2 separate regions of the Homo sapiens genome follow, and region 1 is linked to region 2. A link is an interaction called in ENCODE POLR2A ChIA-PET data of the cell type or tissue named here. Cell type or tissue: B cell. All regions are shown on one strand.

Region 1 (8,000 bases), 170 kb after region 2:
CCAGGGATTGGCAAAAAGAGTAGAGAGGTTTCAAAGGGTACATATTTTTATACTACAGCCTTGAGAAAAATAAGGAAAAAATCCAGTTGCAGTAATTCTGGGTCCTTAGAATCCTGCTTTTCTTTTTTCTTTTTCTTTTCTTTTTTTTTTTTTTTAAATGTAAGGAATGGATTGGAAGATGTATAGAGAAGATAAGCTCACAGTCAGGTTACACTATTCTGTTACGTTTTGATGTGGGTACCAGGGAGGATTAACTTAAAAAGGAAAGGAAAAGAACTTTCCAAATCATGCTTTCAGTTTATGTCTGTTAGCACAATGGAGTCTGAGAAGCAAGAGTCAGAAACTCCCAAGTTATAAAATGTGGCCAGGCGCGGTGGCTCACTCCTGTAATCCCAGCACTTTGGGAGGCTGAGGGAGCAGGTCACTAGAGGCCGGGAGTTTGAGACCAGCCTGGCCAACATGGTGAAACTCCGTCTTTACTAAAAATACAAAAATTAGCCAGGTATGGTGGCACACGCCTGTGTTCCCAATTACTTGGGAGGCTGAGGCAGGAGAATTGCTTGAACCCAGGAGGTGGAGGTTGCAGTGAGCCAAGATGGCGACACTGCACTCCAGCCTGGGTGACAGAGTGAGTCTCAGCCTCAAAAATAACAACAACAACAACAAAATTGGGAATATTTAACCCTTTTCAGGGATGTCCCTTCCTTGTTTTCAGTGGAATAGCCTAGCAGAATAAGCCAAATCTACTATAGAGATACTATTAGCAAGAGGCCAGTTTTGCTAGCTATACCATGTTACTACATAGTATGTTTCATTGCTTGAATGTACCATAGCTTTAATTACTAACATTTGGGTTCTTTATAGTTTTTTAAATTTTCAGTAATCCACAATTCAGACAGTCCCTTAGGACAGAGTGATAGAAATATAATTCTTAAGGATACAAGCTTTGTAAAAACACTTTTTATTATAGGTTTAAAAAATATACACAAAAGTAGGCTCAACAGTTTTCAGTTACCCATGATCCAGTTTCAATGGTCTTTAACTCCTGGCCAGTCTTGTTTCATTGATCCACATCCAGTTTTTTAGTTTATTTTTTTAAAATATCATTTTTTTAGAGCAGTTTTAGGTTCACAGGAAAATTGAGAAGAAAGTATAGAGTTCTCATATATCCCCTGCCCCCACACATGCATAGCTTCCCTACTATCCGACACCAGAGTGTTAAACTTTGTTATATAGTCAACGAACCTAACATTGAAAAGTCATTGTTACCTAAAGTCCATAGTTTACATTAGGGTTCACTCTTGGTATTGTACATCCTATGGGGTTTGACAAATGTATAATGACATGTATCTACCACTGTAGTAGTATACAGAATTGTTTCACTGCCCTAAAAATCCCCCCATTCATTTATTTATTTTTTAAAGTTCTTTTGGACTTGACATTTTTTAAGTAAATATTTTTATTTTGGGATAAATTTAGACTTACAGAAAAGTTGCAAAGGTAATACAAAGTTACAGTATACTCCTCACCCCGCTTCCCTTAATATTAATATCTTACATTCGGGCCGGAGGTCGTGGCTCACGCCTGTAATCCCAACACTTCGGGAGGCCAAGGTGGGAGGATCACTTGAGCCCAGGAGTTCAAGATCAGCCTGGGCAACACAGCAAGACCCTGTCTCTATAAATAAATTAAAAAAAAAACATTTTAGAGACTCTATCGGCTATTTTAACTCCCTCTGTCTCTTAGAGACTTGCATGAGCTGGAGTGTTTAAGGTTCTAACAGCAATGATAAATTGGTTAACAGCACTGGAAAATTCCCTCACCACATATAGCAACAGTATGACTCAACTGAGTTATTACTGCCAATCCCTACCAGGAAAGGTTGTATTAGTTGTAGAGGAGAGAAAATGACCTGGACCTGCAGAATAAGGGGAATTGCTTTTTGCCTTCCCAACATTCATGTTCTTTCACTGCTTTTCTGTGCTAAGAATTGTTTGAGAGCTTCAGACATGTTTGTTTATTTTGCCCTTAATGCTACATAGAAAGTCACTTATAAACCATGTTGCTTAATATATACCTGGAGTCAGATTGCTATCACAAAAATGGGAAAATGCTGACATATAAATTAAATGACTATTATGGAAATATAAAAATATTTTTAAAAAGTAGCATAGGGGCCGGGTGCAGTGGTTTACGCCTGTAATCCCAGCACTTTGGGAGGTTGAGGCAGGCAGATCACCTGAGGTTGAGAGTTCAAGACCAGCCTACCCAACATGGTGGAACTCCATCTCTACTAAAAATACAGAAAATTAGCCGGGCGTGGTGGCACACACCTGTAATCCCAGCTACTCTGGAGCTGAGGCAGGAGAATCGCTTGAACCTGGGAGGTGGAGGTTGCAGGGAGCCGAGATTGTGCCACTGCACTCCACCTTGGGCAACAAGAACAAAACTCTGTCTCAAAAAAAAAAAAAGTAGCATAGGAACTCCCCAGAACCTATAACCCAACTTCAATAATTATCAACTTATTGTCCGTTTTATTTCATCTATGCCTATGTTTGCTTCCCTTACTGCTCCTCGATTATTTTGAATTTTCTTTTTTTTTTTTTTTTTTGTAATGGAGTTTCGCTCTTGTTGCCCAGGCTGGAGTGCAATGGTGCCATCTCGGCTCACTACAACCCTCCCAGGTTCAAGCAATTCTGCTTCAGCCTCCCAAGCAGCTGGGATTACAGCCGTGCACCACCATGCCCAGCAAATTTTTGTATTTTTAGTAGAGACTGGGTTTCACACCATATTGGCCACACTGGTCTCAAACTCCTAACCTCAGGTGATCTACCCACCTCGGCCTCCCAAAATGCTGAGATTACAAGCATGAGCCCACCGTGCCTGGCTATTTTGAATTTTGTTAGTAAACTATTTATGTTTTCATGACTTAGACCTTTGTGACCTGTTGCACATTTTTGAGAAACAAGTCTTGAAGCTGCTTGTCCTCAAGGATCAAGCCCCCCGTGACTTTGGTATTAGCATTGTTCTCTAACATTAGCGATATATATCGGGGAGATGAACAAGTCAATGAAACATACAAGATGAAACTTTGTTTTAAATTACTTTCTATCAAAGACCTCATTGAGGCAGATGTACTAAAATTCTGATTCAGTAAAACTGTTCTGTCTTGCCTAGGATAGAGCAGCTTCTTAATGTCTCTGGAGACCAAGGGATTTAAATGTGCGGTGGGACTGGTTAAGTTTTTTTCTTCTAGTGCCTAGCTGCTGGTTTGTGTTGACACTTGTTCTTGGGTCCTCACCAAAAGAGAACTGTGTTCATTCTATTTTCAAAAAAACCCCCAGTGATTTTAAAATGGAAACTGTTAACTGAAAACGGAGTAGTACTTAAAACAGCTCAAGTGTACAGGAAGAAAGTTCCACAGAAGTGTAGCACTATTGAGGAATGTCCTATTTATAAATATACTTTCTCATTTTACTGGAGGCTAATTAAGACTGAAGTATAATTTAAAATTCTGGTTGATTTACTTGTTCCTGGCACATATAGATGTAGAGAAAATAAACATTGTCAAGAATTCAGTAAATATTTATTCTATGAGTGCTGTGGCTAAGCAATATAGGTGGTGTTCAGAGATGATGATGACTAAGATTTCTGCCCTCCAGAAGCTCTGTTTTTTTTAGGGGTGGTGGTGGAGTCTGATTTTGTTGATTTAATGAATTAAAAAGAGATTTTAAAATAGCCATGTTTTACAATTTTGATGGATAATACATTGATAAAAACAAGTCTCCCTTTCTTTATAAAAGCCAATGTGCTTGTGCTTTCTTAAATTTCTGTGTTCAGAGGCTACAGAGGTGGTCATTTCTGTATTTAATTTCTTTTATAAAAATCTTAGTAAAAGGCCATGCTTGTTGGTTCATGCCAATAATCCCAGCACTTTGGGAGGCCAAGGCAGGTGGAGTTCTTAACCTCAAGAGTTCAGGACCAACCTGGGCAAATGGCAAAACCTCGTCTCTACCAAAAATACAAAAATTAGCCAGGCATGATGGCAGGTGCCTGCAGTCCCAGCTACTGGGGAAGCTGAAGTGGAAGGATTGCTGGAGCCTGGCAAGTCGAGGCTGCAGTGAGCCATGATTGTGCCACTGCACTCCAGCCTTGGTGACACAGTGAGACCCTGTCTCAAATTTTTAAAAAATAAGAAAATCTTAGTAAAATATCTTTTCATTTTAACCAACACAGTATTGGCCTGGGGGGATACACGTCAGGAGTAAGGAAGGATGGACTAGTATTTCATTTTAACCAACACAGTATTGACCTGGGGGGATATACATCGGGACTAAGGAAGGATGGACCAGTATCTGTAGTTAACACTTGCTTATATCCAGACCAGCATAGCGCATGTGTGTAATCCCAGCTACTTGGGAGGCTGAGGCGGGAGAATTGCTTGAACCTGGGAGGTAGAGGTTGCAGTGAGCCGAGATCACACCATTGCACTCCAACTGGGGTAACGAGTGCAACTCCATCTAAAGAAAGAAAAAACAAAAAAAGAAAAGACAGTTGAGAAACAGGAATTTACTGGTGAACTTTACATATAAGGGTAGGTTATATTTACTTTCAGAGTTTTCTGTGTTGCATATGTACAATCAGTTCTCTAATGTGAAAGCTAATCACCCTTTTTTTTTTTTAAAGGTGTTGACAGAGTGGCCTCAGACAAAACTGTGAAGTAGAGTTTGCATATGGTGTTGCTTACCTTCTGGAAAGTGAGCCTCTCCAGCTCAGGCCGCATCTCCATCTCCCTTTCCAATTCTCACCTCCCCTTCTCCCCTTAGCTCAGGCAAGCAGATCTAGAAGGATATTAGATGGAAAGGTTTGCCCTGTTTACAGCTTGATTTCATCTCAATATATGTTGGTTGGTTCACCAAATCACCATGTAGAAATCTACCTTATTCTTTCTAACAGCTGTATAGGATCTCATGTACTCATTGTATCATTTAATTGGAACAACACTGATAAATACTTTGCATTACTTTTTTCTTTGCTGTTACAGTATTCCAGTAAACATGCTGTACAGAAATTTTGCATACTTGTTTGAATATGAATATTCAAATTAACCAGGATGAATTATTATTATTATTTTTAGATGGAGTCTTGCTCTGTTGCCCAGGCTGGGCAATCTCGGCTCACTATAACCTCCACCTCCTGGGTTCAAGCGATTCTCCTGTGTCAGCCTCCTGAGTAGCTAGGATTACAGGTGCATACCACCATTCCTGGCTAATTGTTTTTTTTTTTTTTTTGAGATGGAGTCTTGCTCGGTTGCTCAGGCTGGAGTGAATTAGTGCTATCTTGGGTCACTGCAACCTCCACCCCCCGAGTTCAAGCAATTCTCCTGCCTCAGCCTCCTGAGTAGCTGGGATTACGGGTACCTGCCACCATGCCCAGCTAATTTTTGTATTTTTAGTAGAGACGGGGTTTGGCCATGTTGGCCAGGCTGGTCTCGAACTCCTGACCTCAGGTGATCTGCCTGCCTTGGCCTCCCAAAGTGCTGGGATTATAGGCGTGAGCCACCGTGTCTGGCTGGATGAATTAATTTTACCAATCTCCTGATAGGTATAAGATTGTTTTGATTTACACTTCCATTTTTTATTTGCTTATTGGTTCTGTATTTTCCTGTGAATGTAATCTTCGCTCACTTTTCTTCTAGGTTGCCATTTTCATACTGATTTTTTCAGAGTTCTCTGTAAATTAAGGAAACTAGCCCTGATATTGCACATGGTTTTTCAAGTTTGTTGTATTTTCATTTTATGGTGTATTTTTGGTTTTATAGAAACTTTTATTGGTTTTGGTTGTTAAAATTATTGGTCCTTTCCTTCATGGTTTCTTGGACTTATATTCTATATGTATCCCAGTCATCTTCTTGTAGTTATGTATGTGTGCCTTTTTAAAATTAAAATTTATATTTTAGAAGTCTTAATGCATAAATACATACTCATAAGAAATGTAAAAATTGACAACGAAACTCTAGTCCCTAAAATTTTATTCTCTTCCCCAGAGCTATTCACATATTAAGTCTGTTGTATGTTCTTTCAGTTTTTTTTTTTTTTTTAAGAGACCAGGTCTAGTTCTGTCACTCAGGCTAGAGTGCAGTGGTGTGATCATAGCTCACTATGGTCTCAATCTCCTGGGCTCAAGCGATCCCCCTACTTCAGCCTCCAGAGTAGTTAGAACTACAGGTACACGCCACCACACCCAGCTAATTAAAAAAAATTTTTGTGTGTGGAGATGGGGTCTTGCTATATTGCTCAGGCTTCCAGTGCTTTATGTATGTGTCACAGTTTACTTTAAAAAAAAAGACAATCACCCTGCCATTTATTAAATAATCCATGATTTTAAATGGCACCTTTTGCATATTTTCAATTTCAGTAAAATCATGGGTCAATTTGTGGATACTGTGTTCTAATCTGTTGCTGTAGTTGACTAATTTTATGTGTGACTTCATTTTTAAAAGTTAAATTGGACCAGGCGCGGTGGCTCACACCTGTAATTTCAGCACTTTGGGAGGCTGAGGAGGGAGGATCACTTGAGCTCAAGAGTTCAAGACCAGCCTGGGCAACATAGGGAGACCCCGTCTTTACAGAAAATTTAAAACTAGCAAGATGGGGTGTGTACCTGTGGTCCCAGCTACTTGGAAGGCTGAGAGGGAAGGATCACTTGAGCCTGGGAGGTTGAGGCTGCAGTGAGGTGTGTTCGCGCCACTGCACTCCCACCTGGGTGACAGAGCCAGACACTGTCTCAAAATTAAAAGTTAAATCACTCATGCGTCTAGAATTTATTTTGGCATAAGGAATGAGAATAGGGAGGGAGCTAACACCATTTATGAAATAATTTGTCTTCCTTCCAGTGATTCAATATGCTGTCATTAAAATATCATTCTCCAAGGAGCCCCGCCGTTGTCGCTGATCTGTTGAAAGAGCATTTTAACTAGGTTCCCTCTACCTACTGTGGCTTCCCTTTTCTCAGTTTTCTATCGTGCAGCTGAGGTGGTCTTTTTAGAACACACCAGGATGAAAGCACATTGCTTCACATTGTTCTTCACATTGCTCTTGGGGTAACGACCTAATCATGAACATAGCCGGAAAGACCCTTTGTGGCATGACTCCCTCTGACCTCTCCTGTGTCATTTTAAACCACTTTGCTATCCAGATTCTAGCACAGTGTGGCTTTCTTTCAGTTCCTCCAACATGTCATACTCTTACTCATAAAGGACCTTTGTACTTCTTTTCCCTTTGTGTCTAGAATGCCCTCAACCCCCAAGTCTCACACCTTCTACTTCTACCTCTCCCTAATGTATTTAACTCATTCCTTCACTCTCAACTTCTAGTTAATTTCTTCAGTAAAATCTTCCCTGACTCTCCGGATGAGTTTAGAACATGTATATGCTCTCTAGGCACCATTTATGTAACAGCTTTTTTGAGATATGATTTACATACCATACAATGCACCCGTTTAAAATGTACAATACAGGCCGGGCACGGTGGCTTATGCCTCTAATCCCAGCACTTTGGGAGGCCAAGGCGGGCGGATCGCTAGGTCAGGAGTTCGAGACCATCCTGGCTAACATGGTGAAACACTATCTCTACTAAAAAAAAATACAAAAAATTAGCCGGGCATGGTGGCACGCGCCTGTAGTCCTAGCTAGTCTGGAGGCTGAGGCAGGAGAATGGCTTGAATTCGGGAGGTGGAGGTTTCAGTGAGCCGAGATCATGACACTGCACTCCAGCCAGGGTGACAGAGCAAGACTCCATCTCAAAACAATACATAAAATAAAATAAAATGTACATTACAGTGTCTTTTAGTATATTCACAGAGTTGTGTGATTATCACCATAGAACAGTTTTTTCAGCCCCCCTGAAAGATCCTATACACATTAGCAGTCACTCCCTATTTCCCCTGCAAACTTCCCAGCTCTAGGCAACCAGAGTGATTGTTTTTAATGGGGTAAAATA
Region 2 (8,000 bases):
CATTAAATAAGTCTCTTTCCCCCCAAAGAAATAGTCTAGCTTTTATTATGATGCCTGTAAAAAGTAGGTAACAGCAAGCAGACAAGGATCGTTAACAGCACAGTGTAATGATTTCTATCCACTCACACCTATAATCAAACTGACAAACTGTGCCACACCTGATTATATATAGCAGCATGGTTGAAATAACCAAGCAAAAGGTGACACATTCAAGACTTCCATTTAGGTGATTGCAAGTTCATGAGGGTGTATCAGTCCAATGAAGCAGTAACAGAACAAATGGGACAAGGGAGATACTAACACTCCCCTACCCCTATGCCACAAGATCTTTGATCTATATTGCAGCAGTGCAAATAGAACGTGTGACATAATATGTAGACACTGAAGAAAAGTCACACTTGGGAATAAAGGCTATTTTATCAGTAAATACTTCAAGTTGCCTTCTTCCCAGTGACAGCAACTGGCTGATGGTAAGCATTTACTTTAAACTGATACTAAAAAGAATGGAAACGTAATTTTTAAATCAATGGTTTGTACCCTGGAATTGAAATTCCTTGAACTAGAAAAAGTGATTAATACAACATTTTGTAGAAGTCCATGAAATAAAGTTAACTGTAAACAGACGGCTTCCTTTTTCCTATCTAAACATTGTTTCCCTCTACATACTAGAAGGTATACCTGGCTCCAGCTGTTCCCTACCCCAATCCATCTTAAATCTTTAAAACAATAACAACAAAAATTCATAATTTCCTATTTTGCTACATAGGATTGTAAAACATTACCATACACCTACTGCACAGTTTTAAAAGCTCAAATCAGGCATACACTTATACCCAAGATCTGCTTTTCACATTGGTAAACTTATTAAGCAGCCTCAACAGTAATACAGTATGCTGCATTCTGTAGTGCATAAATAAGCAAAATCCGTTTAAACTGCCAATTCTTTCTTACAGATACTTAAAAAGAATTATTTTGCATAGTTTTATGTGCCAACAATCATAAATGTGTATTACTTCTAAAAAATGAAAAAAAAAATCAAGTCTTCCATTTCATAGATTATTCTCTTCAAAAGCAAAATACTTAGACTCCATTTATATATCCTTGAATGTGTTACGTGTTTAAGTAAATCATAGTCGTGATTCCAAACATTTCGGGGTGCCAACTCAGAGCACCTAATTCAGTACCTAGTTCCTCAAATATTTATATACCACTGAATACTTATTTGGGTCCACTAACTGCCATTCATTCATTCATTCATTCATCAGTACTGAAATACTATACAGCTAATTATTTCTTCTTTTAAAAGAGGCACATACTCAGGAAACAGGCCTGATTATAACAAAAGCCTACTGGAGCATCAGTGACTTCTAACAAATCGGCCTGCCCTAAATGGGATTTCACTGGATTTTTTTTTTAACATAATTTTTGAGGCTTTTAAAACTGACAAACGGAGCCAACTCAAAAATATTAAGAATTACAAAAATAATTTCCACCAGGGTACTTTTCCCCTAGGCCTGACCTTTTAGTGTCTTTTTGTCCAAACATATTTAAGACCAGAGGAAAAAAGCAATTGCTTTAGTTTCTATGTTTGGGTAACTAAATCTACCCACAGACAAGAGAATAACAAAAACCAAACAGTACAGTGGGAAATATACCAGAAAGGAAAAAAAAGATCATCACATTAAATGTAAATGAGGTAAATTTTTATAATAAAGAATCTTTTATGAAGAATGTCTCAAACCAAATATTGTACTTTCCAATTTCTTGGGCACTGGGGATGCTGAAGTGTAGTTAGATGAGTATATAACCCTATAGGGCTCATGTGCATAAAAATCAAAGCAGGATATAGCTGCCTCCAAGAGCATGTATGTATGTATATATGTAAAATGCTTGACCTTTAGAAACCTCTGAGCTCTCTCACCTTTGTTTAACCACAGGACAATTAAATATACCCTGATAATACAGGCAAAAAATAAACTGGGTAGATGTGTCTGATATTTTTAAACCCAAATTCTACTAATACTACCAAGTTGCCCTCCACTTAAAAAAAGTAGTTCTAACCAACACTGGAGAAAAACCATCCACATTTTCACACAATCCCACCTTACTTCAAAATATAAAGTACGAGGTTTCAGGTATTTAAAATAAATAAAGAAAAATCTTGTTTCCTTTGGCATCTTTAGAAAATAAACTACAGCAATAAAAAGAGGTGATTGTATAAAGACATGCGTAAGCAAACATATGGGGAAAAAACAGCAACTTGTGTTTAGTATGTAATAATATCAGCTATAAGAGTTTACTGTTAATTAGGAAAGCCTTACAAATTTTTGGAAGAACCTTCACATCTTTAACATTACAATATATTTAATAATGGTTCTTTTATTGCTTCTAGTATCAAGATTATTGAGAAGTCAAATGAAGTTATGCTGACGTTATGATTCAAAAATTATCTTCCAAACATTTAACGATTATAATTTAAGATAAATAACACTTAAAGAAAGCAAACCTTTTATAATATGACTTTCAATATACAGCCTTACTTTAATTCAGTCTGATTCCATTACATTTTTGTTATTTTGTATTGGTCCTAAAAATTTAAAAAGAATTGTATTTCTATATATAGAACTGCCTGCATAAATCCACTTCAACCTTCATAAAATGGTTACATTAGTGTGTGATCTTGCAAAACTAATAATTTTCAAACTTTTGAACTTAGAATGAAATGTAAATTTAATACAAATAGTCTGACTATGTACAAGAGAAGGTAAAGTTTTCAATTCTCGTATTATCAGAAACATCATAAAGAAAGCTAGATTTATAACACACTTCTATTCCTATGTGCATCTGAAGTATGTACAATAAAACACCAACACAGCTTTCATGTGTCAATAGGGGAAGTGCAAGCAAGAATGACTTGAAGTATCCAATAAAGCAATCTCTATAGACCCCAAAATCAGGCTAAAAACTGCAAACAGCTGACTGCATCCTTGCCAGTTCTCAAAGAAAAATTTCATCACTAAAAAATAGGTGTCAAATTCACTGAAAAACTAAGTTGGGTTCTTTCATTAAACCTGGGAATAATGTAACATCAAGTATTTACTATTTTTGCAAGAGAAATAAAATTGGCAGTTCCATTTTTACATTACTTAAGAAAAATTTAAGAGTGTTTGAAGAACTGGGACAAGACATTCCAAACCTACGACCTAAAAATGAAGCAAGGGATACATACTGTCCTTCAGCACATTTCCCCACCTGATACAGAGAAATTTACCATTAGAATATTAGCTGTGTGTGGCAAGGCGGGGGTGGGGGGGGTGAAGGGGGAATCAGACACTGTCCCAGTCTGTTGACAAGGACAAAAAGGCTCTGAATAGGTCACCATCTTCAATTCTGAATAAATTTCATATTTAAGAATTCTCAAATGCTTAAAATGGTGGTCTTTTCAGCTACCCATCCTAAGAAGTCAAGTACAAGCATGCAAGTAAATTCACAGGCACAGAGGATCCATGTTAAAAACAGTTAAGGTAGCTGTGATGCAACACCAACAATTTGAATGGCCCTGACACACTCAAAATATTATCTTAATTATTCAACAAAATCCTGAAGCAAACTCTTGCTAGTCTTGGTACACTGCTAAACACTAAAGTAGCATGTTTCTTCCATGGTTTTAGCTTAGCTCAGGGAATTTTTACACTATTAAGAAAAAAAATTAAAGTATTTCCCCTTTTTAAATTTACACAGACGTTTAATTAGCTTTATTTACAGAGCAGGGATTTTTTTTTTTCAGTCTCCAATGGTGCCTAGATAACATCATTAGGCAAGAATGCCAGTTTAAAAGAAATCTATGCAGAATCCTAAAAATAACAGATGTTGGTGCTCCTCAAGAAGAGGCAAGCTTGACTATATCAGCAGCTCTCTATGCCTCAGTTACTCAGAAGCAATTCTGTTGCAGTCTCTACATCCCATGATTTTGAAGACAAGGCCACTATTACTGCATTCTGTAGAGAAGAAAAGGGGACAGGAAATTAAATCTCAAGGAAACATTTAAACAATACTGAATCATTCACTCTTTATACTGGGAATTAACACCTTGTTTCTTTTCTGTAAGTTGATTTACATTTGCAGTGCATGGAAAGCTTCTAAAATCAATGACAGTAATTAGTAAAAATAAAAAAATCACTGACTTTGAAAACAGAAAATATGTTTACCAAAACTAGATTTTCTCTTATTTTCCTTTTTTTTTTTTTTTTTTTTTTTTTTGAGACAGGGTCTTGCTCTATCACCAAGGCTGGAGTGCAGTGGCATGACTATCGCTCACTGCAGCCTCGACCTCCTGGGCCCAAGGGATTCTCTCACCTCAGCCTTCAGAGTAGCTGGAATTACAGGCACTCACTACCATGTCCAGCTAATTTTTGTAGAGATGGGTTTCGCCATGTTGCCCAGGCTGCGAATTTCTCTTATTTTCTAAACCACTTTTGTCAGCCAAGAATTTGCAATAATTTAAAATCAATCAATATATCAAAATCAACATGCCCTTATGTACTTACCCTATCAAAGCCCATAGCACATAGGTTTTCTATTTTTTTGGTGTATTCTGGACTAGAAACTGGTGCTCCAGCATACACATGTGCCCAAAGTCGAGCTGTCTGTTTGAACATTTCGGGATTTTGTTTGTACTATATGGGGGGAAAAATTGATTGACATGACATTACAGTTATAATATTTGATATATTTCAGCTCTTAATCGCCTACAATCCTACTTTTCCAAATAAAACAAATCTACATTTAAAATGTGATTCACTTTGCATTATAGACAACCTATGTCACTCGAGAAAAGACCACTTAACCTGAAGCTTCGACTCACAATTTGTGTTGACAATAATAAAGACAAGTAACATTAATCTACTTTAATCTCCAAATTCAACAAATATAACTAGCAAGACTAAAATTAGGTTAAGTGAGGTATTAAGAGATGTTCCAAACACTGGAAAGCAGCAAACATTATACAACTGAACACAGATTACTAGCTTATAAAAATATGTGGACATTAGAATAATTTTTTACGATGTAACCAGCTTTTGTATTACCCACAGCCCAGGCTAGAATACAACTAGATTCTTCTGTTTTCTTACAGCTGCATTAGTGTACAGTGATTTATGGAAACCCCACATGCAAAGTCCTAACTTATTACATAACTTGAGATGATTATAAACTCACAATAGAGTAATTTTATTAAAAGACTTCCCATATGCATTGGAAAGAGGTAAATTTATCAAATACTTTGGAACCACCATTACTTAGTAAAGCAAAGTATAAATTACTAACTATTCAATTCACTTTAATATTTCTTTTAAAAGTAATTTATATATTTAAATCTATTACATATTAAAACGATAAATCTAGTTTCTACCACTTATTCATCACAAGGAAATAAGTCAAATTATTGAACTATTTTAGGAGCTAAAAGAAACCCTTGAGTCCAACCTCAACGTGTAAGGCTTAGAGCTCAATAGGAAAGCAAAGCTGGAACACAAGCCATGCTTATAACAACAAATATGAACAAATAGCACATATATAAAACATGGAAAACCCTAATTGGAAGTACTCTGAGACAAATAACAGAATATATTGACAAGGATATATACATATATACATAAACAGATCTTCAAGGGAAAAGAAGAAAGATAATATATAAATTAAAATCTTATAGGTTAAAGAAGTTTGCCAAGAGGAAGTTTCCTCAGGCAGAGGAAATATGGTAGATTGGATACAATATGTAAAAATGAATGCAATGCTTGAAAAAGCATGAGTTTGAAGAAAACAAGAATTTAGGAAATAAAGCAGAGTTCAGATCATGGAAAAACTCTGCAAACTAAAGAATCTGGACTCAAGTAGATGACAGTAGAGCTACGAACAAGTTTTTGTTAGTGAAGTAAGATTTGCACTTTATAAAGCTACCTGATAGCAATGTAGAAGATGGAGAAAGGAAGAAAGAGGTTGAGAAAAGGAGATCTATCAGAGCAGTTGAAAAGAAACAATTTTTTAAAAGTGACCTATGGCAATCAGAGTAATTATGTAAATATAGTGACAGAATGATACAGGGAATGGTTATCAACAGGAGCAAAGGAGACACAGAGAAAAACTCCAAAGGCTGTGACTTGGGTGGTTAACCATATGAATGTTCCTTGGATACCTGAATGTAACACTGCCAAAACTGAATGCAGTATCATAAATCCTACAAACCTATCATTCTATGATACCATCACCTACCAATTTAGTTAAACACCAGGCTCTCGTGCTTAGGAGAGAGGGCAAGCCTAAACATTTTATCAATGTACAGGTACTAACATCAGTACAGATATGATCATCCAAGTGTGAGTGTGTACAGAAAGTAAAGGTAACAAGGTCAGAACTGAGGAACTACATTTAAGAAAGACGAGTAAGAAGGGAAATAATTGTGGGAACTAACAAAGAACAGCTATGAAGTGAGGAAGAAAAGAGGGTAATATCTTAGAAGTCAAGAGAAGAAAAACTTTCTAAGTTTAAAAAAAAAAATGTCCATTATATTCCAATGGCTTAGAGTAGGTGTTGGCAAATTTGTTTTTTGAGACAGGGTCCCGTTCTGTCACCCAGGCTGGAGTGCAATGGTGTGATCTCAGCTCACTGCAACCTCTGCCACCCAGGTTCAAGCGATTCTCCCACTTCAGCCTCTCAGGTAGCTGGGACTACAGGTGTGTGCCACCACGCCAGGCTAGTTTTGTGTTTTTAGTACAGACAGGATTTCACCACGTTGGTCAGGCTGGTCTGGAACTCCTGACCTCAAGTGATCCACCACCCACCTCAGCCTCCCAGAGTGCTGGGATTACATGCATGAGCCAACACACCTGGCCAGCAAACTGTTTCTTAACAGGTCAGATACTAATAACTTAGGTCCAGTCTCCGTTGTAACTAATAAACTCAGCCACTGTAGCTAGAAAGCGAAATGAAAAATATTTATTCTGTTCAACAAATTACAAGGTCATTGGAAACTGTGCCATGTCACATAAGTCCCATGATAGGAGGTGATTAAAATTATTAGCAGGGAGGGATCATCACTGAAAGGAAGGATAAAAAGATGGACACATACACGAGCATTAATCATAGAATCTAGATGGTAGGAATATGGGTGTTCACTATGTAATTCTTTTGACTTTATGTGTTTGAAAATACTCATGTTAGGAAAACAGCATCTATATCCAATTAAACTAGGATGTTAAAAGTCTATTTTCACTATTACACCTGACAAAATAATCCTACCACAAGAAAGAAAACCATTTCAAAATTTAGTTTCAATAGAGTATGCTCATGTGTTAATGTGCAAACCACTGAAGTGGCTAGAGACTCATACATAATATAAGAAAGTCTTTCAAAAGCGGCCATCTTACCTGATTTGCTACTACAGCATCCTGTGGATCATCTGGCTCTGCAGCTGCCAATAGTGCTTGCAATGACAATAATACCGTGCGGAGAGTCATTGCAGCTGCCCTAAAATGCAAAACATGAAAATATCCCAATTAAGAGGGCTCTGCAGGCAAAAGCAAAGTATTTTCTTAATAAAAATTAAAAAATTGTAGAGCTAAAAGTTACTTAGATCTTTATCTTAATTATATAGTTAAGTCATAGACATTTATAATTATGTATCTGCCTATCATATATTTTCTTCCTTACTTTACAATTTGCCTATTTCTTTTTTCTTTTTTTCCCCTGAGACGGAGTCTGGCTCTGTCGCCCAGGCTGGAGTGCAGTGGTATAGTCTCGGTTCACTGCAAGCTCCGCCTCCCGGGTTCACGCCATTCTCCTGCCTCAGCCTTCAGAGTAGCTGAGACTACAGGGGCCCGCCTTAACGCCCAGCTAATTTTTTGTATTTTTTTTTTTAGTAGAGACGGGGTTTCACAGTGTTAGCCAGGATGGTCTCGATCTCCTGACCTCGTAATCCGCCCGCCTTGGCCTCCCAATGTGCT

The links. Peaks named below come from ENCODE experiments on the same cell type or tissue, not always from the same donor. Only the 100,000 strongest peaks of a DNase experiment are listed, where the experiment ranks them.
Region 1: POLR2A ChIA-PET joins it to region 2 with 11 read pairs; 2 of 35 experiments call an interaction of 5 or more read pairs at or near these places.

Annotation. Positions count from the first base shown.
Region 1 is chr4:39,608,797-39,616,796 of GRCh38, reverse strand. The region is part of intron 1 of SMIM14 (small integral membrane protein 14); the gene reads left to right. Among named protein-coding and RNA genes, the nearest start is that of SMIM14, 26 kb to the left of the region's middle. RefSeq lists enhancers at 2,823-2,872, 6,777-6,976, 7,217-7,316. In B cell, no CTCF peak of the experiment used is centred here; DNase peaks (open chromatin) are centred at 3,246 and 7,116; H3K4me3 peaks cover 1,781 bases; H3K27ac peaks cover 7,606 bases.
Region 2 is chr4:39,774,358-39,782,357 of GRCh38, reverse strand. UBE2K (ubiquitin conjugating enzyme E2 K) reads right to left here. Exons shown (of 7, transcript NM_005339.5): 5 at 7,425-7,524; 6 at 4,548-4,676; 7 at 1-3,998. The coding sequence ends at 3,924. Among named protein-coding and RNA genes, the nearest start is that of UBE2K, 80 kb to the right of the region's middle. In B cell, no CTCF peak of the experiment used is centred here; no DNase peak of the experiment used is centred here; H3K27ac peaks cover 698 bases.